Regions from separate parts of the Mus musculus genome. Here regions 2, 3 and 4 are each linked to region 1. Evidence: chromatin loops called from intact Hi-C (ENCODE). Cell type or tissue: heart. All regions are shown on one strand. Region 1 overlaps Fam174c (family with sequence similarity 174, member C). Region 2 overlaps Pwwp3a (PWWP domain containing 3A, DNA repair factor). Region 3 holds the start of Adamtsl5 (ADAMTS-like 5). Region 4 holds the start of Pwwp3a (PWWP domain containing 3A, DNA repair factor).

Region 1 (5,000 bases):
ACTGGGCTCTGCGGCCTGATCTCGCTTTACTTCCTCATCCGGGCTTTTAGGTGCGTTAGCGCGGCCAATCAGCATCTAGTGAGTCAGGGGGAGGAGGAAATGGGCGGGAGGGCACGTGATTCAGGCTGCCGACTGGGTTTTTTTGTTTGTTTGTTTTTTTTTTTTTTTTTGGTTTTTCGAGACAGGGTTTCTCTGTATAGCCCTGGCTGTCCTGGAACTCACTCTGTAGAGTAGACCAGGCTGGCCTCGAACTCAGAAATCCGCCTGCCTCTGCCTCCCAAGTGCTAGGATTAAAGGCGTGCGCTACCACCGCCCGGCCGACTGGTTCTTATTCTTGTCTCTTTAATTGTGATTTTAAGGCTGACGAGGTGGGCAGCGACCGCAGTATGGCCATCCTCCTAACTCAGCCTCTCTGGTGGTGTGGTGACAGGGGTGGGAAAAAACGTGCTGTACTGCAAAAACTGCAGAAATTCTTTCCTTGGCTGAGGCTCATAAAAGTTTTGCCTAACACCTGCAAAATGCTGTGTGCTGATACATGTCTGTCATCTCAACACTTGGAACTGGAGGCAGGATGATCAGAAGTTAAGGGTCAGCCTGTGTTGCAATACACTGAATCAAAGAAAAAAGAAACCAGCCTTTCATCTTCCATTTTTTTCTTAGCTGCTATGACAGTGCCTTGTGCTTTAATTAGGAAGCTGTGGCTGGCAATCCAACCCAATAGTATCCATGCCTCTACCTCCGTGGTTTTCACTATGCCAAGAGTTGCTCTTATAGTTTGGGTTTTGTTTTTTTGTTTTTGTTTTTTGGTTTTTTTTTCGAGACAGGGTTTCTCTGTATAGCCCTGGCTGTCCTGGAACTCACTTTGTAGACCAGGCTGGCCTTGAACTCAGAAATCCGCCTGCCTCTGCCTCCCGAGTGCTGGGATTAAAGGCGTGCGCCTCCACGCCTGGAGCACTTGTAGTTCTTATGACAAAGGATTCACATCTGGCAAGTGCTTTGGGGGTGGAGGGAAGCATTGCGTGGGTACCCTGGACTTGGTGTCACCCGTGCTGAAGTTGTTTCTGAGGGTGTTTCTGTCCTGCAGACTCAAGAAGTCACAGCGAAGGAGGTATGGGCTCCTGACCAACACGGAGGAGCATGAAGAGATGGCCTCTCAGGACAGCGAGGAAGAGACTGTCTTTGAAACCAGGAATCTGAGATGGTAGGAAGGACTTCATCACTGAGACAAACTAGCAAGGGACAATGTCTCTAAAAGGGCTCAGGGTCTATCTCAGAGCTAGAATCCCCCAGTGAGGGGCTGGGAGTGTGCCAAGAAGGTGGAGTGTCAATAGGGGTTTTGGAAGCTCTAATGGAAACAGATGTTGGAGGAAAGTGCCACACAGGGAATGTGGTACCACAGAGGGTAGAGCAGAACTGCAATGAGAACAAAGGTGGCTTCCTCAGGGTTCTGAGCAGAGTTGAGTGTCCTGTCCTGGTGATGGCTGCTATAGAGCCAAGACCACAATAGGCACTAGATCTGGCTTTCCAAGGGCCCTGGACACCAACTTTATCATCTTCTGTGGTCTCTTCTCCCTACCCTGGTGGACCTGCAAGGGACATCACCTTCTACAGGCTGGGCTGGGCTGGGTTGGAAGGAGGCCCAACCAGTCCCATCCTTCAATACCATATCTTGTCCTGTTCCTTCCCTTGCAGATGTTGAGATGGAGATGACAGGCTGCAAGGACAAGAGAAAACATGTAGTTCTGTGAGCTCTGATGTCAACCTTCCTGGACAGAGCCTGCACAGGCCCTAGGGGGCAGCATAGAGACCTCATTGAGACTAGCCCACAGACTGGAGGGCCCCAAGGCCAGGCTGATGTGGGCTGCTCCGTCAGCCTGCCTCCTGTAAGGGACAAGAGCATCCTCTGATAAGGTGTGATGGAGCAGGGGGCCTGAGGATCTCTGTGCGCCTTCCTGCTGCTTTGGCAACAATAAATGAAGAGTGGCTTTGTAGCTTATCTGAGACCTCCCCCTTGATGCCACACTCAGGTGTCCTGGTGAAGTGAATGAGGGTGTCATGCCTGGCTGCCCTGCCTAGGACAGGGCTCTCCTGTTCATGTCACTGTCCCTAGAGACTATTCTTTTTCTTTTTCTTTTTTTATAGTATAGAATAGAGTTTATTCGGGGCATGGGGAGGGGAGTTAAGAGGGTAGCAGAGGCAGAGAAAGGCAGAGAGAAGGAGAGAGTAGAGAAATGGGGCCTGGTCATGGCCATGTAGAGAGGGGGGGGAAGGGAATTAGGAGTAAGGGGGCAAGAGGCAAAAGAGAGGCAAGAGGGTAAGAGGGTAAGAGCGAGAGAGACTATTCCAAGGCTCCAGTTATGACACTCTGGCTCAGTGTATAGTCACTTACTGCAGTTTCTCAGGATCCTATGGGCTACAGCTCAGAATTAGCCAGTCACCTGCCTCTCTGGTGCTTAAATTTAGGGAAGAGGGATAGGGATGCTAAGTCACTTGCAGTTTGAGGTCTTAACCTCAGTTTTCCTCAGTGTTGAGTCCACACTGCTTGGTCATAACAACTAATTGCCACCAGGTGGCAGCCACATACCACCTAGCCTGCCTCCCAGCTCCCCCACCCCCGCCCCCGCCCCCAGTTACTCTGGGACCAGGTCTCCTCTATTGGTCCTCTTTCAGAACCCTCATAGTCGGAACTCCTTGTCCAGCTCCTGCCCTATAGGTGTCCAGACTTCTTCCACTTCCATACCCACTGATACTCCCACTGGTCTGAGCTGGGTCCCTGAGGCTGGCTGAGCCTACTTACTATGAGTGTTGGTGTCAGGCTGGGTGTGATGGAGAGCCAAGCCATAGCCCACCCTGTATGTCTCTATCTGCCCCCTTCAGTGGCTGGGTCTCTCCTCAGCCTGGGGTGCTCCCCGCAGGAAACCTCTGTTCTGCTTTCCCAACTTGTACCCAGGGGAATCCAGAGCTCCTGAGTCACAGGTCTGGGGTTCCTGTGCCCTGTTGGTCATTCCCCATCTTTGTGTTATGACTGCTGATATGGGCCTGGTTCTAGTCCCTGGAGCTGTGCCCCAGGCTCCTCAGCTCAGCCATTGCTGGAGCTTCAAAAGAGAGGGTGATTAGTCTAATGAGATCAGGAGAGACCCCAGCCCCCACCCCTGCTTCTGCTCCCAGGGAGGGTGGCCCCACCACCATCCGCAGTCACTGAACCCCAGCATTAGCAGGGGTAATTGGCAGTTCCATCAAGGTTAATGCACTATTAGCCAGTGCTCTTGCACAGCTGAAAGCTGGGAGAAGGGCCTGTCAGGCAAGATGGAAGGCCTTGGGCCCTGGCCAGCCTGTGAGTGCCCAAGGAGTGAGTGTGTGCCCCTGGGGTGAGGAGTGTGAGTGTGTGCACCTGGGGTGGCTCTCAGCACACACACAGCAGGGCCAGGGGCTTGAACTCAGAATGCTGTTGCCACCTGTACCCATCCTGAATCTGAGCCTTGGACTGGCAGAAAGGCTCAGCAGGTGAAGCCACATGCTGCCAAGCCGGAGTTTGATCCCTGGACCCACGTGGTTGAAGGAGAGAACAAACTCCTGTAAATTGCCTTCAGAGTGCCACACCACAATACAGGAAAAAAATAAACTGTCCCCCGAAGCATCATCCCCCCAATATGGGCAAACCAAGCCTCTTGGTGCTCCCCTCGCCCCCAAAGAGCTAGCTGTCAGCTGCTCCATTGGGGACATGGGGGCAAGTGCATGTCACAGACCAGTCACATCTTCTTTGGAAGTCAAGAGTTGACAGCTGCGACCCTACATGGATGGAGTTCCACAAAGGGAAGGCAGGCCAGGGTACTCTGAGTCCCTCTGTAGGGCTCAGGCTAGCCTCTCCCAACAGGGGCCTGGGTAGGCACAGCAGTCTGCTGGGACTTGGACAGTTCTAGTTGTGGGAAGATGGGTTTGGGATCAAAGCCTGACCTGTGCCTTGAGCTTGAGGGGAGGGGAAGATGATAGACAGGAGAGAATGAGAAGGGATGGGAGGGGGGATGAATGGTGGGAGGGTATAGAAAAGGGAGGAGGGAGTGCTTGCATTGAGAAGAGAAGAAGGCAAGAGGGAGGGAGGATTTCCTCTGAGGTTCTGTTTGCCAGTAATGCAAAGATTATTATTTCTTTGGGCTCCAGTGGGTGCCTATTGCTTGGGTTGGGCAAATATCTACCCTGTCCTTACTCTGCAGGTGGCAAGCTAGAAGGGGGGCACTTGTGGGATCCATAACCCACCCCCAACTCCCAACTGCCCAGCCCTGTCTCAGCTCAGGCGGGCAATTTGGTACAATTTATTCTGTAATGAGAAATTTCTCTCGGCATAATTTTAGCCTCCTGCCTGGCAATGTGGCCTTTGATGGCTGTAGAGTCACCAGACACTGAGATCAGGAGCCTGAGGCTTTGCCCTGTGTACCAGAGTGGCATGGGTGGGGCATGGGTGACCAACCAGGGTTGATGAGTGAAGCCTGGAGACAGGGTTGGCCCAGGGCCACTGAAGACCGTCAGTGTGGGTTTGAATCATAGGGTGAGCAATGGCCTGAGCACACAGCCCCAGCAGATGGTTGAAGGACCCAGATATCCCATAACAGATCTCACCTGATGGATCTGAAGCCACCTTTGACCCTGGTAACTCCTGACCTTCATTGATGCTTGTCTCCATGGTAGGCCCCTGACCTCTGACTATCTCCAAGGCAGGGTCTTATTTCCAGTGACCACTGGCCTCATGGTCTGAGGCAGGATGCCTGCGGAGGGCATGGGACTTCCTAGGCTCCCTGTCACTATGGTGGCCAGGCAGGGCTCCCTGGAACAAAAGGCCTTCTGAGGCCCTGCTCTCCCCTCATCTGTGTGTCCTCAGGAGCGACAGGCAGGCTTGGGAGGTAGAGTGGGGGACAGCCGCCTTTGTTCCTGTCCTCACTCTGGATCTGACCTTGAGACAACAGACAAGAACAGAAGGCAAAGCTTTCTGCTCAAATCCACTGGCG
Region 2 (5,000 bases), 69 kb after region 1:
AGGGCTCTGCCCCGCCTGCTCCCGTGTGGCTGATAGAGAGCACAGAGCTAGATTAAGAGGCAGTGTAGCCGTCAGCAGGGCAGCGGGTTGAAGCTGCCTGTCCTGTCGCCTACAGCACTCCTAAGATGTGTGGCCCCAGAGCCTCTAATCCACCTCTGGGCATGCTGCCAGACTTCAGTGGGAGGCAGGCAGGGCAGTGACAGGCAGAGGATGCCACTGCAGTCACAAATAGGGTCTCCATCCAGAGCCTCATCCTGGGTTCATTGCCTCTAAAAATAAGTTGGCATCCCCAGGAGGACGGTGGGACCACTGGCACAGGGCCTCCTGGTACCCAGGGCAGCCATATTAGGTGGCGACGTCCACTGACTCGGTCAAGAGTATCAGCTCCTGTCATTTGCAGGATTCTGACCCTGAGATAACATTGCAGCAAAGGCCTCTGTACAGACCCTCAGGCTGCGGTCCAGTCCCCAGCTCTCAGCAGTCACGGGCTCCATGCTAAGTACATAACTGTAGTGCTCTCATCCCAGCACTTGTGAGGTGAGGAGAAGCCTGTCTGGGCTGGAGAAGCTATCTCAGTCAGCAGAGTGCTGGGTGTTGCTGCCCCCAGGCCTGCTGTGAAAGGCTGGGGATGGTTGTGTGTGCCAGTTCCAGTCCTGGGAAGGGGTAGATATTCTGGGCTCAATGTCAGCACCCTAATCAGCAAATACCAGGTTCAGAGTGGGAGTCCCGTTTCCAAAACCAAGGTGGAGAATGAGAGACATGCTTGATGTCACCCTATGGCCTCCATATTGTGCATGTGTGTGCATGGATACCTGTGTGTGCCTGGTGCCTGTCAAAAGAGGGCCTTGGATGCCCTGGAAATGGAGTTAGGGATGGGGTGGGTGATCGGAACTGAACTCGGGTCCTGGGCAAGATCAGCAAGTTGTTCTAGTCTCTGAGCCATTTGTCCAGCTCCTGAAATATTCTTTAGAGCAAGGGTGATTGGGCAAAGTGAAGCAGAAGGATGTAAGATCAAGCCTGGGCTAGGTGAGTCTTTGTCACACACATAAAAAAAATCAGTCTGGGGCTGTGCTCAGTGCTCAGAGTACTTGTCTGCATGGAGCCCTCTGTTCCATCCCCAGATTCAGTGCAATAAAATTTACTGTCTTTGTATCTTGTGTGGCAGTCAGCAGCTCTTTCTGCCCCATGCCATTGCCCTAAAAGCTGAAAGCTTCCAGACTGCAGTGTCCCCATCGGTGCCGGCATTGCTGTTGGCTATTCTGCCATGGCAGAGCATCTTTCTTCTTCGTGGCCTGTTTCCTTCAATGCATAAATGCACACTCAGCCCATGCCACTGCTGATTGTTCTAGAGTCGCTGGTGCCCACTTGGTGCCTCTCACGGGCAGTCTCTTGTTTCTTGAAGGGAAAAGGAAATCTTTGACAATGAACTCCTGGAGGAGAGGAACCGACGCCGTCGCTGATGCCGCAGTCTGCACCTGGCCGGCCAGCACTGGGTGTGACCTGCCAGAGGCCTCCACCAGGCCTAGGAGTGTGAGAACTTTGACCTGTGCGTGGGTTCTACGTCTTCAGCCTAAGTCTGGGAGATCAGATGCCATCAGATGCCTGCTGCCATCTATGAACAGCTGCTTTCTGGAAGTTTCTGTGTGTTTTTGTGTATACATGTGTATGTCTGGTTTTATTTTTTTTAATTATTTTGTTTATAAATGCGTTTGAATGCATATGTGTCATAGTCATTGCACAGTGTGGCTGGCATGTGCGCTCTATGTCCCATGTTGCTTGGTGTGCCCGCCCTACAGACATTTCTGGAAAGACTGACCTGAACACGTGACTCCCAGAGCATTGACATGTTGCCCTGGCATTCATTGTTCTGCTTATTTCCTCTCCAGTTTCTGGAATCTTCTCTGCCTCTCCTGTGTGGTGAGCAGGCAGTGGGGACTCTTGCAGGAACAGTCTTTGCAGGTGGGAGATGTTAGGGAGGTGGGAACATGTTTGTTCACTGGGCTCCTTGTAGTCTTGCAAGGCCGGGCAGGCCAGCAGCGTTCATCCCCACCCCATGCTCTCTGTTCCCCTGCGCCCCCAGCCAAGCACTGATTACGCAGGGCTGCCACTGGCTTCTAGCCTGGCCCCACCACCCCACCTAAAAACCTCTTCTGGACCGAGGATGGTGGGGATGACAATAAGAAAAGGCAGATTCCTGCATGGTTGCCATGGATGCACGATCTCACCGTGGTTGTGTGGAAGCTCTGTCCACCCAGAGCGAGGGTGAAGCCACTAGTAGCAGTGGACAGCCCTATGCTGAGCTATGCCAGCCAGCTGCAAAGCCCATAGGATACTCAGCCAGGTGTTGGGTTGCTGGATATGGAACACATGGGTGTCCTTGACACTTGTGGCCATCCCAGAATGAGATGGGGATGATTAAGCATCACCCTAGACCCCTGCATCGGACAGCACATCGCGCCAGGATGGTATGAGATAGGTGAGTACAGACGTGGCCTGTCAGGACAGGCACAGCTGAGCAGCACTGTCTGTGGCCTCTCGACTCAAATTTCTCTACCATCTTTGTTGAAATTGGGGTCACGGAGAACCAGGTCAGAGACCTTGTTCAGGCTGCAGCTTGTCCTACCATCCATAGGGACCACCCGTGGAAGGGACACTGGATTTGAGGTATCAGAATATTGCTGTCAGGGCCTTCTGCCCAGAAGAGGCCTGATGCCAGGAACTCAGCTTCTTGTTGGCACTGGGAAATGGGTCTGCCCTTGGTCCATGTACAGCTCTGTCAGGGAGTGAGAGGCTTTTCAGAACCGCAAGAAACCCAGTGCAAGTTCCTCCTCAGTAGCTACAGTCTTCACTGCTGTGCCCGACTGTGGCCTTAAGAGTAGCTTCTCCTCTGACGCCCTCTTCTGGCGTGTCTGAAGACAGCTACAGTGTACTTACATATAATAAATAAATAAATAAATCTTTAAAAAAAAAAAAAAAAAAAAAAAAAGAGTAGCTTCTCCCCAGGACAGGCTTGTCTCACACTGGGAGTGGCACTTCACCTGGCCCCACTACTCCCCTGTGTGGTGGGCCTGGGGCAAACAACACCCTGCTTTCCACCTGGGGTCCATACACAGACCATCTTGGAGACAGAATGGTCACAAATTCAGTCAGGGCCTGCAGCATCTCCCTAGAGCAGCACCTTAAACACCCTTTAAAGCCCTGCATCCTGTGGGTGACAATGGCCTGTATTTCAACTTGTCTGGAGGCCACATTTCTCTCTACACCTTGGGTTATGATCTGGCTGATTTGGAGGGGCTGAGATACCAGATATGATTCCCTCATCCCTGTCTTGTCAGTGCCCCCCACATCCTCTGTGACTCCCACATGCCCCTCAGGGCCTCAGATCTCTGACACCAGATGGGTCACTTTTAGGGTATCCAAGGCCCTATAGTTGATGATAGGTGCATCACTGGCCAGCCTATAGGACAGGAATGTCCCAGTTGAAGTGGGCACATTCCCTAGACATTACCCAGTGTCCCACAGCTAGGATTCAAGAGGCCTTTTCTCCTCCTGTCCCATTGTGGTGGAGATAAGCCTGTGGCCTCTTCTGCCGGTTGATATTCCTTCCCTCCAAAAACCTCTACAATCCCTCGGCTCCCTGGTGCCATCTAGTGGTATTTTCCCACCTGTATCTCAGGGACCTTAACTCGTGTCTCACTGGAAGCCCAGGCACCACAAGGTAAAAAGACTCAGACTCCTCAAGAAGCAGCAGATGGGCAGCAGAGACATAGAGGTCCTGACCCAGGCACATTAGCGAGTGGATTGTGGATCTTTTGTGCCGTGCCAGGTGCTGCGCCACGCCATGAAAATGGGAAGTGACCCTAGGTCCATCTTGCCTCTCTATCTTGCACTGCAGTGTCCTTCCCCATCCACCCCTCCTCCCCTTCCTCCTCATCTCTTCCTGTTCCATCATCCCCAACTTTCTTGCCCACAGCTATCAAAGCCCCAAGCTGCCCTTTCATTCCCTCCTGACCTGTTCTTGTGATGTCCTTGAAGCTCTGGATTCCTGCCTGAGCACTACTCTGTTTGCCTGACTGCTGTCCATCTGTCAGGCAACCAGACACACTGACCAATCCTCCTCAAGCCACAGCTAGAGCATGTTTCCCAGAGCCTGGTGACAAGGAGTACTCGTCCATGGTCTGTAGATGGGGGGTAATCAAGAGGGGGCAGTTGAGGGGCTGGAGAGATGGCTAGTGGTTAAGAGCACTGACTGCTTTTCCAGAGGTCCAGAATTCAAATCCCAGCAACCACATGGTGGCTCACAACCATCTGTAATGAGATCTGATGACCTCTTCTGGTGTGTCTGAAGACAGCTACAGTGTACTTATATATAATAAATAAATAAACCTTTTAAAAAAAGAGGGGGGTGCAGTTAGTTGATACTACATCAGAGGCAATGGGATAAATATCATCAGGCTGAAGACCCTGAACTCGCCTGGACTTTTGCAGTGCTCAGAATGAACCAAAATCGTGTTCATGTCCCACCACCAAACCATATCCCACCCTTGTCTAGAATGTACTGTATTTGTTGTGGGAGGGGCAAGGCAAGTGGGTGTGGGAGTGGGTATGGGTGTTCGAACTTGTGTGTGAATGTGTGTGTGTGTGTGTATGTGTGTAGGTTGGAGAACATCTTTCCCTATGTGGTTGGAACTTAGGTAGTCAGGCTTGGTGGCAAGTGTCTCTGATATACTGAGCTATCCGGCTGCCTCTCCCACTGTTTAGTACCAAATGTGTCCCAAACACTATGTAACACAAAGTGGCCTCAACTCCACAGGGACCCTACTTTAGTCAGTGTGTCTCTTTGCCTCTGTCTTGAGACAAGGTCTCTATATGCAGCTTTGGCTGTCCGGATCTATGAAGACCAGGCAGGCTTCAAATTCATGCAGATCTGCTTGCTTCAGCCTTTCAAATGTCAGAATTCCAGGTGCTCGCCACCATACTCAGCTCTTCCTCTTACACAG
Region 3 (5,000 bases), 170 kb after region 1:
GAGACAGGCAGATCTGAGTTCGAGGCCAGCCTGGTTTACAGAGTGAATTTCAGGACAGCCAGGACCACTGTGTCTTGAAAACAGCATACATATACATACATGTGTACATGCATGCATGCACACACACACGCGTGCACACACATGCACACAGTGCAGCGCTGGAAGATGCCAGCAGCATTGACTCCCTTCGCTGAGCTGAGCTACAGTTGCTCCCAACTTGGCATGGGTGCTTGGAACCAATTGTGGGTTCTCTTAAGGAGCAAGGTAAGATCTTGAACACTGGGCTGGTGAGATGGCTCAGTGGGTAAGAGCACCCGACTGCTCTTCTGAAGGTCAGGAGTTCAAATCCCAGCAACCACATGGTGGCTCACAACCATCCGTAAGGAGATCTGACTCCCTCTTCTGGAGTGTCTGAAGACAGCTACAGTGTACTTACATATAATAAATAAATAAATCTTAAAAAAAAAAAAGATCTTGAACACTGAGCATCTCTCCACCTCCTCCTGTGTTTATTTGAGACACTCTCGCTATGTAATCCAGGCTGTCCCAAAACTCTCTATGTGGCCCAGGCTGGTCTGTCAACTCACAGAGGCCCGCCTGCCTCTGCCTCCCAGGTGCTGGGACTAAAGATTTGCACACGTGCTTTTCTTTTTTTCTTTTTTTGGTTTTTCAAGACAGGGTTTCTCTGTGTAGCCCTGGCTATCCTGGCACTCACTTTGTAGACCAGGCTGGCCTCGAACTCAGAAATCCGCCTGCCTCTTCCTCTCGAGTGCTGGGATTAAAGGCGTGCATCACCACGCCCAGCTTTCTTTTTTTCTTTTTTATTTTTTTTTTAGATAGGGTCTTGTAGCCCAGGTTGGTCTTAAACTTCCTGAGTAGCTAAGGATAACCTTGAACTCGTGACCTTCCTGCCTCCCCTACTAGCTCCTGGACAGTGGGCACTGGGCTTTTGCTCTAGGACAGGCTTCTGCTTTCCTTTTGAGATGGGAGTCTTGATCTGTAGCTCAGGCTAGGCTCAAACTCTGAAAAATCCTCCTCCCTTAGCCTCCTGGGACAAAGTTGCTAGTCCTGGACTGCCACACACCCACCTTAATCAGTTCTTCCTATAGACAATGTGTTCTTTTATTTTGTTTTTGTTTTTTTTTAAAGATTTTTATTTATTTATTATATGTAAGTACACTGTAGCTGTCTTCAGACACTCCAGAAGAGGGAGTCAGATCCCATTACGGATGGTTGTGAGCCACCATGTGGTTGCTGGGATTTGAACTCAGGACCTTTGGAAGAGCAGTCGGGTGCTCTTACCCACTGAGCCATCTCACCAGCCCCAGTGTGTTCTTTTATAATGCACAAGGAATCCTTTAAGGACAGTTTTTAGGTGGCTGCAAGTTTAGTCACCCCTTTCATCTACCTTCCTGGGTGGCCAGGAACCAACCATTCCATTTCTCCAGGCCTCGGTTTCCCCATCTGTGCAGTGAAAACCCGCGGAACCCCATCCCTGAGTCTCTGAGAGCCTGTAGAGGGATAATTAATGGAGGCTCATCCAGAAACTCAGGGTGGAATGGATGTCCCCCTCCCAGCTGCCCCCCAGCCTCTGGGGACCGCTGTGCTCCCAGGTACCCCATAGCCTAAGGGACCTCCTCCCCACCCCCAACCCCACCCCGTGGCAGGCGCTGGGCGGCTGACCTGGCCTCCTGCCAACACGTGGGTCATGGTCTCATCTGCCAGAGCTGCGGGCTGCGGTGCCTAGAGGATCTGCGGACAAGAAGAGCAGGGTGGGGCTGAGTGGAGGTCTCAGTTTCCCCAACTGTAGAGACCGGATGAAGTCATTCTCAGCCGACGCCCTCCTCCTCGTGATCCCAGCCTGGCAAGACCAGCCAGGAGGGAAGGGAACCAAGATGAAGTGAGTCCCTTCTGGGCCCGGGCCAGGCTCTCTGAAGGGCACACGGGCTCTCAAAGATCTGCAGCCCACAGGGTCCAGGTACCTGAAAAAGGGGTAAGGAGGACAAAAGTACCCCGGCCCGGCTGGAACCAGGGTCTCTCCGGTTGTCAGCCAATCTGATGTCCTTTAGGACACCTTGGGACCGAGATGGCTGTAAATTGGAAACTCACGGGAACTGCTTCAAGACACTCGCCGGACCCTTCCTTCTGCGGGCCCAGAAACTGGGCTGTCCCGGGAAGGAAGGAAGAAGGAGGCTGGGGAAGGCCATCTCATAACCCCCTTCGTGAGGGGGGCTCCTACCCATGTCTGTCAATGCCCTCTCCCGAGCACCGCATCTAGCACTGCATCCCTCTCCCGCATTGGTGCACCAGTCACTGGGGTGTCGGTCTCCTGAGTTTCAGTCCCATCCCGTAGGAAGTGCGACCCCCAAACTCACCCACCATCCTAGGGATTGCTGCTTTCGCTCCGAGCAGGGAAAGAAACCAATCTCATCCCCGCCGCCACACCGGGTGGAATAGTGGCAGGATGGGAAGAGGGACTTACCATCTGCTGAGAGCCCAAGGCAATACGTCCAAGTTTCCCCGGGACGCCCCGGGGACTGGCGGAAGCGGCGGGGCCCCAAAGTGCGGGACTGCGAACTCGGTCGATCCCTCCCACCCGGGCCTCCTAGGCGCGCCCAGGCTGGGGTCACCGAGGGCGCAGGCCAAGGGCGCCCTCGTGCGGCAGGAGAGGGCGCACGCGTTGGGCCCGGACCTGCGGCAGGGGGCTGACCTACTGTGTCTGACAGCGCAGCTCAGCGGCCCAGCGTTGGTCCTGATATCCTGGGTGCCAGTGACCTTGGGAAGTGCAGCTGCGGGGCGGTGCGCGGGGGTGACTGGACTGCTATTCCGGGCGCCGCGCTCAGGGCCAGGGAATGTGCCTAGCGCTGGGGCTTGGGGTGGGATAGTCCATGCCAGGGCGCCCTCTCACTCTCAGTACCCCGTCCTGCTCCGTAGCACCCCGCAGCCAGATACGCCAGATTTCCTCTCCTCATCCCCATCACCCACTCAGGCCAGGCTCCTAGCTCTGTCCCAACAATCCCTGGGACCCCAACCCAGGTCTCCATCATCCCTGCAACTGGGACTTCCCACCCCGTCCCTGTTACCCCCAATTAGACCTCTCCACGCTGGTCCACATCATTCCCCAGTTAGACCTTCCTGCCTTGGTTCGCATCTCCACCCCCCCCGCCCCCCGACTCCTCACTCGAGTCCCAAGCATCCCCTCACGAGGCCCCGCGCGCCCGCTGGGGGCGGAGGGACCCTCCCTGCCCCACATTCCCAGGCGCTGCCGTCACCAATGCTCCACCCGGTCCCGCCCTCTAGGCCTGGACGCCAGTGCTGCTTCTCTCCACTGGTTTTGGCCTCAAGCCCTCCGCCTCAGTTTCCCATTCCCGGCACTCTGCCAGCCTCTTGTGGACCCCCTGACCCCATCGCCTTCGTGTAGCCTCCCGGCAGCCGGGCAGAAGGACGCCGCACTGCGATGATCAGTGCTGTGTGGACCATGCTATTCCTGGGCGCTGAACTCGCCTCCTCTAGGAAGCCCACCTGGCTGACCTCTGGCCCGCTTTCCTCACAGGGCACGGTGCCTGCTGTATGCACTCCCTGAAAAGCAGACTGCCTGCAGTATTTACTACACATAGAGGACAGTGTCTGCTGTATACACCTGCCTCAGGGAGGTCCTCTGGACAGGGCTCAGCACAGGACAGCCGCTGGAAACATCTCTGAGTGTGACCACTCCGTGACATTATTATGCAAGTCACTGTGTGCACACAGCTATGGCCCAGCAGCCAAGCCCAGTGTGGGGAGGTGGCCATGCATGGCCATGACTCCGATTTCTGACACCCATCATCCTGTTGAAGAAAAGATGCTAAGGCCAGGCATGGGCTGTGAGGAGAACCCCTACAGAACATATAACCACTAAAGGGGCTAGAGGCAAGGGTGGCCTAGCCAGGGTCAGCAGGAGAATGAGAGACAATCCTGACGTCCTGCTGTGAAAGGAAGGGACCTCAGCAAAGCAAAGATGAGGACCGTGTTAGGGAGAGAGAGGGGCCCGTGCAGTAGGAGTTCTGTTCTGGTATACAGTAGGCATGCACTCTGTCCTGGTATACAGTAGGCATGCACTCTGCATGGAGGATATACAGCAGACATAGATTTACAGGAGAAAATATGCAACAGATATACTATCCAGGTAGTGCACATAGTAGGCACTGAAGGGGAGTATACATTAGGTGCCCCGTCCTTCATGATACAAGTGTGCAGGAAACACTGTGTCTGGCAGAGCGAGCATATAGCTCACAGTATATACAATAGGTGCATATGTACAATAGGCCCTCTCCCTTGCAGGGATAGCATACAGTAGGCACTTTGCTGTGCAGCCACTGCCTACAGTAGACACTACGCTCTGAAGAGAGTGTGTCCAGTGAACATGGCTCTTTCCCCAGTTTTCCTAAAGCAGACTATCGCAGTGAAGCCGGCACCCGTCAAAAGCTGAGGCCTACAAGGAGGCCATAGAGCGGGCACTGTGTCATACAGGAGCATATACAGAAGGTGGTATGCTCTGCAGGGTGTGCACACAGCAGGCACTGTGGGGCACTTCCCTGCAGTTCTGACTCAGTCCAGCAGAGGGTGCACCAGGGCTCCAGAGCTCCCCTAAGTTTGCTCAGGACAGTGCAGCCTGCTGGGGACAGCTCTGATCCACACCCACTTCCAGCCGGGTTACCACCCTCGGAGCGCCTTCTAGGACCCATTCACCTCTGCCAGGATGGGATTGGGGCAGGGGACAGGGCTTAGTGGGACTCTCAGCTATCTGTAAGACCAGAGCTTGCAAACCAAATGGCCAACAGCTTGACTCAGGTACTTAAACATTTAACAAGTGGGTGTAGCCATACACACTTGTCATCCTAGCACTGGATAAGCGGAGGTAGGAGGATCGGAGTTGGAGGTTATCCCCAGCTGCATAGGATGTTTGAGTTTGGCACAAGCATCACCGAGCACGGACAGAGCCTGGGTGTCGTTCCCAGCAC
Region 4 (5,000 bases), 51 kb after region 1:
TGTCTGTGCATATGAGCCTAAACTCCAGGCATCCAGAGACAGGATTAGAGGCATGCATCATTACACCTGGGTTTTTGTTATGGATTCCTGGGATCGAACTCAGGTCCTTGAGTTTGCATGGCTAGCACTCTAGCTCCTGAGCCTTCTCCCCAGACTCTTTCTCTTTGTTCACTGCTGAGAGCTGAGAGATGCACTGCATGTAGCAGTGAACTCAATCTAAGACTGAAGTCTACACGTACTGCTAGTCCAGGGAACTTCCAATTGTGGATGTTCTGAAAGATTACATTGGAACATCACAATCTCCTCTGAATTAAGGTAGCATAGCACTGGTATTCCCAACATCCAAGACCCCAGTTAGGTCGTGAGGGGACCTTAGGAGGAACCGCATTGCCCTCACTGTGTCCCTGCTCAAGTTTTACAGTTTAGCCCTGATGTAGGATATTCAGTGCATAATGGACAGGACAGTCACTTGTCATGGAATCTCAGAGGACCCCCAACAGGAAAAGACATGGGAAAATGCACTAGCAATGGGGGTCAAGGCCTCTGTTCCTGGGTGCCCGACCCTGGCACATCTGTTCACTGAAGCTGAGGAAGAAGAGAGTTCATAGTGAGTGGGTTAAACAGGGACCAAGTTAACTGGTTCATGGGTAAGTGAGTTAGTAATGAATGGATCAACTGGCAAGTTGGTTAAACCATGAAGAGGTTACTAAATGGATGGGTTGATTAGTAAACGGCTAAACTGATGAATGGGTTGGTTAACTGGTGACTGGGTTTAACTAATTCCTTACATTACCATCTTTTGCTCACTGCTTCTGCTTCAATTGTGAACCTATAGAACCAACCTTGCTGAGAGACCTGGCCATCCCATGCATCCCACGGACACGCTCACACCACCCACTCACCCACATCCCCTCCACCACGCATAACCTCCAAGCTTATGCAGACCAGTAATGCTTGGTGGTGACAATGTGACAATCCTCACTTCAAGAGAATTACCTGAGAATCAGTGGCCTAGAACACACACACACTGCCCACTTTGGCCAGTGCTGTCAGGAGACCCTAGTACTGCCATCTAAGCTTCTGGGCCTGGGATTCCTGACCCCATGTCACTTGTGGCACAAGCCACCATCCTAATGACACCCAGGGTGCAGGCCCGTCATCTCACCTCTGTGGCCAACAACAACACTTGTTCTCCATCTGTAATAAGCACAGTAGAAAAACACTTAGGTTGGAGAGATGGCTCTTCCAGAGGATGGAGGTTCAAATCCCAGCACCCACGTGGCCCCTCACAACTTCCTGTAGTACTCCAAGATCTGATGGCTTCACACAGACATGCATGCAGGCAAACGCCAATGCGCATGAAATGGGAATAAGTAAACCATTTTAAAAAGGAAAAACAGTCATGAGAGACCAGGTCAGTGACATTGCTCAGGTGAGCAGCCTAACTGCCTTAGTTAAGAATTTGAGTGTGAACCTCACCTGCAGTGGTGGCACACGCCTTTAATCCCAGCATTTGGCAGGCAGAGGCAGGTAGAGTTTGAGGCCAGCCTGGTCTCTACAAAGTGAGTACCAGGACAGCCACAGCTATACAGAAAGATCCTGTCTCAAAAAAACAAAAACAAAAACATTTGTCGGCAGCCAAACTGGAAACTTCCAGTTCTAGAAAAGTCCATGGATACAGGTCCTGGATGCAGCCCCCCTCCCTCCCAGTCGCTGACTATGCTTGGGGACCTAGGTATGAGGCCATCTCACATTCTATTTTCCACTTCAGGACTTGGGCATCCTCACTGGATGGCTTTTTTTTTTTCCCACATAGGTGGGATAACTTCCTTCTGGGGTGGGAATCGGGTTACTTCGGAAGCTGGAAGGTACTAGAAGTCTGTGAGGAGCTCGTGAGGCCTTCGCCTTCCCAACCCCCCTCTGTCTTCGCATAGCTGCTCGCAGGCGGAAATCTGTCTGGAAAAAGGGCCCACTTTCCGTCTCAGGAACCATTGCAGGATGTAGGAAAACTGGGGCGTGGACTACGGGCTGAGGCGTGGTCTAGGGAGGCCGCCGCCGTCTGTGGGAGGGGCCATGATGTGAGCTCCATCTTCTTATTGGCCAGCAGCGGGGGGTGGGACTTGGAGCGGGCCTCCCGGTCTACCCTGCCTCGGGCCCAGGGGGAGCCCTCGCCGCGCACTCCACAAGTTGGGCAGGAGGGAAGGCGGTGGAGGGCGTGACCGATGGGCTGAGGCGTGGCCCGCAGGAGGTGGCGCGCTCTTGGGGGGCGGGGTCGAGGCGCAGGTACGCAGTTCCCATTGGGCGGCGGCGCGGGCGGGACTCGGCGCCGCTGTGAGGCAGGCCCCGCCCCTAGCCCGCGGGGATCTGCGCGGCGGCGGAGGCGGTGAGCGCGCGGGCTTGCGGCGGCGGTTGGCGGGCGGGCTTCCGCCGTTGGGACCGCCGCGGCCTGGTCGCTCAGGCTCGGACGCCGCGTCAGGCGGGCTGGGTGGGTGAGCCCGCTGCGGCCTGGGGAGGGCCGGGCGGGGTGCAGGCGGAGAGCCTGGGGAAGGGCGGCGGCTGGGCTGGACCAGCTGGGCCGCGTCCGGTTCTGCGCAGGGCCCACGTGCGGCCGAGGCCCCTGGGGGGCTGAGAACCTCGTTTCCTGGTGCAAACCCTGTGTTTCTGACCTAAGTCCCCTTCTCTGCAGCCTGAGCCCCATCCCTGCCGAGAGCCTCGTATTTCCGGCCTGATCCCTATCTTCTGCAGCCTGAACCCCGTATTTCCGGCCTTATATCTCTCTTCTGCAACCTGAGCCCCGAGTTTCCTACCTTATACCCCTTTTTTGCAGCCTGAACCCGTGTCCTTGCTAAGACCCCGAGTTTCCTGCTGGAGGCCCCTTATTGACCGGATACCTCGACCTCTGCAGTATCAACCCAACATTACACACATACACACACACACCCCGTGCCGCCTGAATCGTGAATTTACTGCTTGGTACCCTGTCTCAGCAGCCTGAATTTATGTCCTTGCTGAAAATTCTGGATTTCTTGCCTTATTTCTTCCCTTTGACCCCCTCTCTGCAGTCTAAGCCCCCAATTTGCTGCTCGAACCTTATCCCTGTTGTGAACTCTGAGTTTCATGTCAGAATCGCAGTCTCCGCGCCCAAACTCCCTCTAGCCTGACCTCCCATTCATTGCTGTAAACCCTATATTTCCTGCTGAACTCAAGTTTCTGCAGCTTGAATCTCAGTTCCTCTGTGAACCCCATCTTTGTTTCCCTACTGCAAACCCCACCTCTTTTACCTGACTCCTACCTGAACCTCTTTCTTTGCTATGGACATATTTGCTGCCCAAACCCCAGTCCTTGTTACCTGAGCCTCATCTTTTGTTGTCTGAGTTCCCATAACGCTGCAGAGCCCTTGTTATCTCCTGAAACCCCACCCTGCTTTAATGAACTCCCATCCTTGCTGGGAACCCTGTTCCCCCAACTCTGCTGCCTGTAATCCCTCTGGAAAACCTTTCCTGCTTCTACGATCCCTTCTACTACATAAACCCTTGTTTCTGCTGGTAGTTCCCTTGTTCCTGCCGTCCTTCCTGCTGCTTTGGTCCCCCTTCCCCCATCTTTCCATTTCTGTTCACAGCCCTGGCTGCTTCTGCCAGAACCCTGCATCTGTCCCTGTCCTTCCAGGGAATGGGGTATGTGGAGTGTGGTGTGTGCTGCAGCCACCCTTCAGGCCCGAGGCAGGGAGGGCTTGTGAGCTTTGCTGCTGCAGCATAGTTTGCGTGCAACCTTAAAGAGGGGATCTGTTAAATTTTATTTACAGAAAACAAGACATTTCCTCAAATTCCAGGGCCCTGCACTTGACTGTCACTTGGCTCTTTGCCCAACGTCTCAAGACCAGGCTCTGAATTGACCTGTGTCCTAGAAGCTGGGTGTGCGGCTAGCCTCTGCCCTGGAAGATTGTGTCTGTGTGAACCTCACTGCTGCAAGCAGCACCTTTCTAAAACACATTTCATTGCAGGGGACCTCTGGCCTCAGTCAAGCCTGTACCACCGCACGCCCAGATACTCCTTTCTGAGTCATGACGGATGCCAAGTATGTCCTCTGCCGATGGGGGAAGCGACTGTGGCCTGCGAAGGTGACAGCCCTTATTCTCTTAATTTCAGGAATTAGAAATGACTTTTGGTGACAATAAAGTCTTCATCAGGCTCTGTTCCTCAGAGTAACTATGAGAGAGAGCCGAGCCTGAATGCTCGGCACTGGGATCTGCTGGCACGAGTCCCAGGGTTCCCTCCACTCCAGGGGGTTTTGGTCTGGCGCTTAGGAGGCCCTAGATCCAGAATTGTCTTTAATTATTTCTCACACTAAGGGGGAAAAAAAAAAACAAAAAAAGAGTCATCTATAAAAAGGCTCAGAAGGCTGTGACCACAGGGAGTGCCTTGCTAGGAGCCCCAGACAGGAATAACTGTAGTGTTTGGGGTGTTCCTTCTAGCAAGTCAGAGGAAGTGCTGAGCTCCTGCCCTGTCCTGGGATGGCCTAGGGCTCCGGTGCCTCAGTTTATACTTGAATAAGAGTTCACATCAGGTCTCTGCTAATCCTGTGGCTGCCACCCGGGAAAGGCTCCCGCTGTCTGTCCCTCCACTGCCATAACAAGAGTTCTTTTTTATTTTTATTTCTACTTTTTTTACACTTAGGTTTTGGCCAGAACCGAGACTTCAGCAAAAAACAAGAAAAAGAAGGAATTCTTCCTAGATGTTCAGATACTCTCGCTGAAGGAAAAGTTAAGTGTGCTTGTTTTTGTTTTTGTTTTCCTAATACTGTCTCTCCCCTTCTGTCTGAGGTTTCTGATACTCTTCTCACAGAAGAAAGAGAAGCCTGTTTCTGCTGGGCTTAGGAGTTCTCTGCTTCTGTGTCTCCACGCTGAGAATCTTAGAGGGAGGACAATAGATTTTATTTGACACACATTTCAGGTTGGAGATTTTAGTCTATGAGGTGCAGGGGAGCTGCAGGAAGCGGGGTCT

The links. Peaks named below come from ENCODE experiments on the same cell type or tissue, not always from the same donor. Only the 100,000 strongest peaks of a DNase experiment are listed, where the experiment ranks them.
Region 2: a loop joins it to region 1, with 7 times the contacts of the local background. A loop is called at or near these places in 39 of 42 quality-filtered maps.
Region 3: a loop joins it to region 1, with 16 times the contacts of the local background. A loop is called at or near these places in 7 of 42 quality-filtered maps.
Region 4: it touches region 1 in a loop (2.6-fold over the local background); 3 of 42 quality-filtered maps call a loop at or near these places.

Annotation. Positions count from the first base shown.
Region 1 is chr10:80,173,125-80,178,124 of GRCm38, forward strand. It overlaps Fam174c (family with sequence similarity 174, member C), which reads left to right. Exons shown (of 3, transcript NM_027207.2): 1 at 1-50; 2 at 1,085-1,201; 3 at 1,693-1,995. The coding sequence ends at 1,693. Among named protein-coding and RNA genes, the nearest start is that of Fam174c, 2.7 kb to the left of the region's middle. In heart, CTCF peaks have their summits at 1,796 and 2,556 (motif pointing right); DNase peaks (open chromatin) are centred at 47, 427, 1,767, 2,787 and 4 weaker places; H3K4me3 peaks cover 2,062 bases; H3K27ac peaks cover 1,294 bases.
Region 2 is chr10:80,242,184-80,247,183 of GRCm38, forward strand. Pwwp3a (PWWP domain containing 3A, DNA repair factor) reads left to right here. Exons shown (of 14, transcript NM_023431.5): 14 at 1,403-2,961. The coding sequence ends at 1,460. Among named protein-coding and RNA genes, the nearest start is that of n-TFgaa3, 4.4 kb to the right of the region's middle. In heart, a CTCF peak has its summit at 2,893 (motif pointing left); DNase peaks (open chromatin) are centred at 2,781 and 3,648; H3K4me3 peaks cover 682 bases; H3K27ac peaks cover 1,310 bases.
Region 3 is chr10:80,345,874-80,350,873 of GRCm38, forward strand. It overlaps Adamtsl5 (ADAMTS-like 5), which reads right to left and starts at 2,575. Exons shown (of 13, transcript NM_001285435.1): 1 at 2,483-2,575; 2 at 1,684-1,752. In heart, CTCF peaks have their summits at 2,656, 4,586 (motif pointing right) and 4,793; DNase peaks (open chromatin) are centred at 1,818, 2,678, 3,328 and 4,598; H3K4me3 peaks cover 1,973 bases; H3K27ac peaks cover 1,776 bases; H3K27me3 peaks cover 4,547 bases.
Region 4 is chr10:80,224,322-80,229,321 of GRCm38, forward strand. It overlaps Pwwp3a (PWWP domain containing 3A, DNA repair factor), which reads left to right and starts at 2,277. Exons shown (of 14, transcript NM_023431.5): 1 at 2,277-2,383; 2 at 4,001-4,117; 3 at 4,674-4,759. The coding sequence starts at 4,061. In heart, a CTCF peak has its summit at 2,170; DNase peaks (open chromatin) are centred at 1,150, 1,420 and 2,170; H3K4me3 peaks cover 3,096 bases; H3K27ac peaks cover 3,045 bases.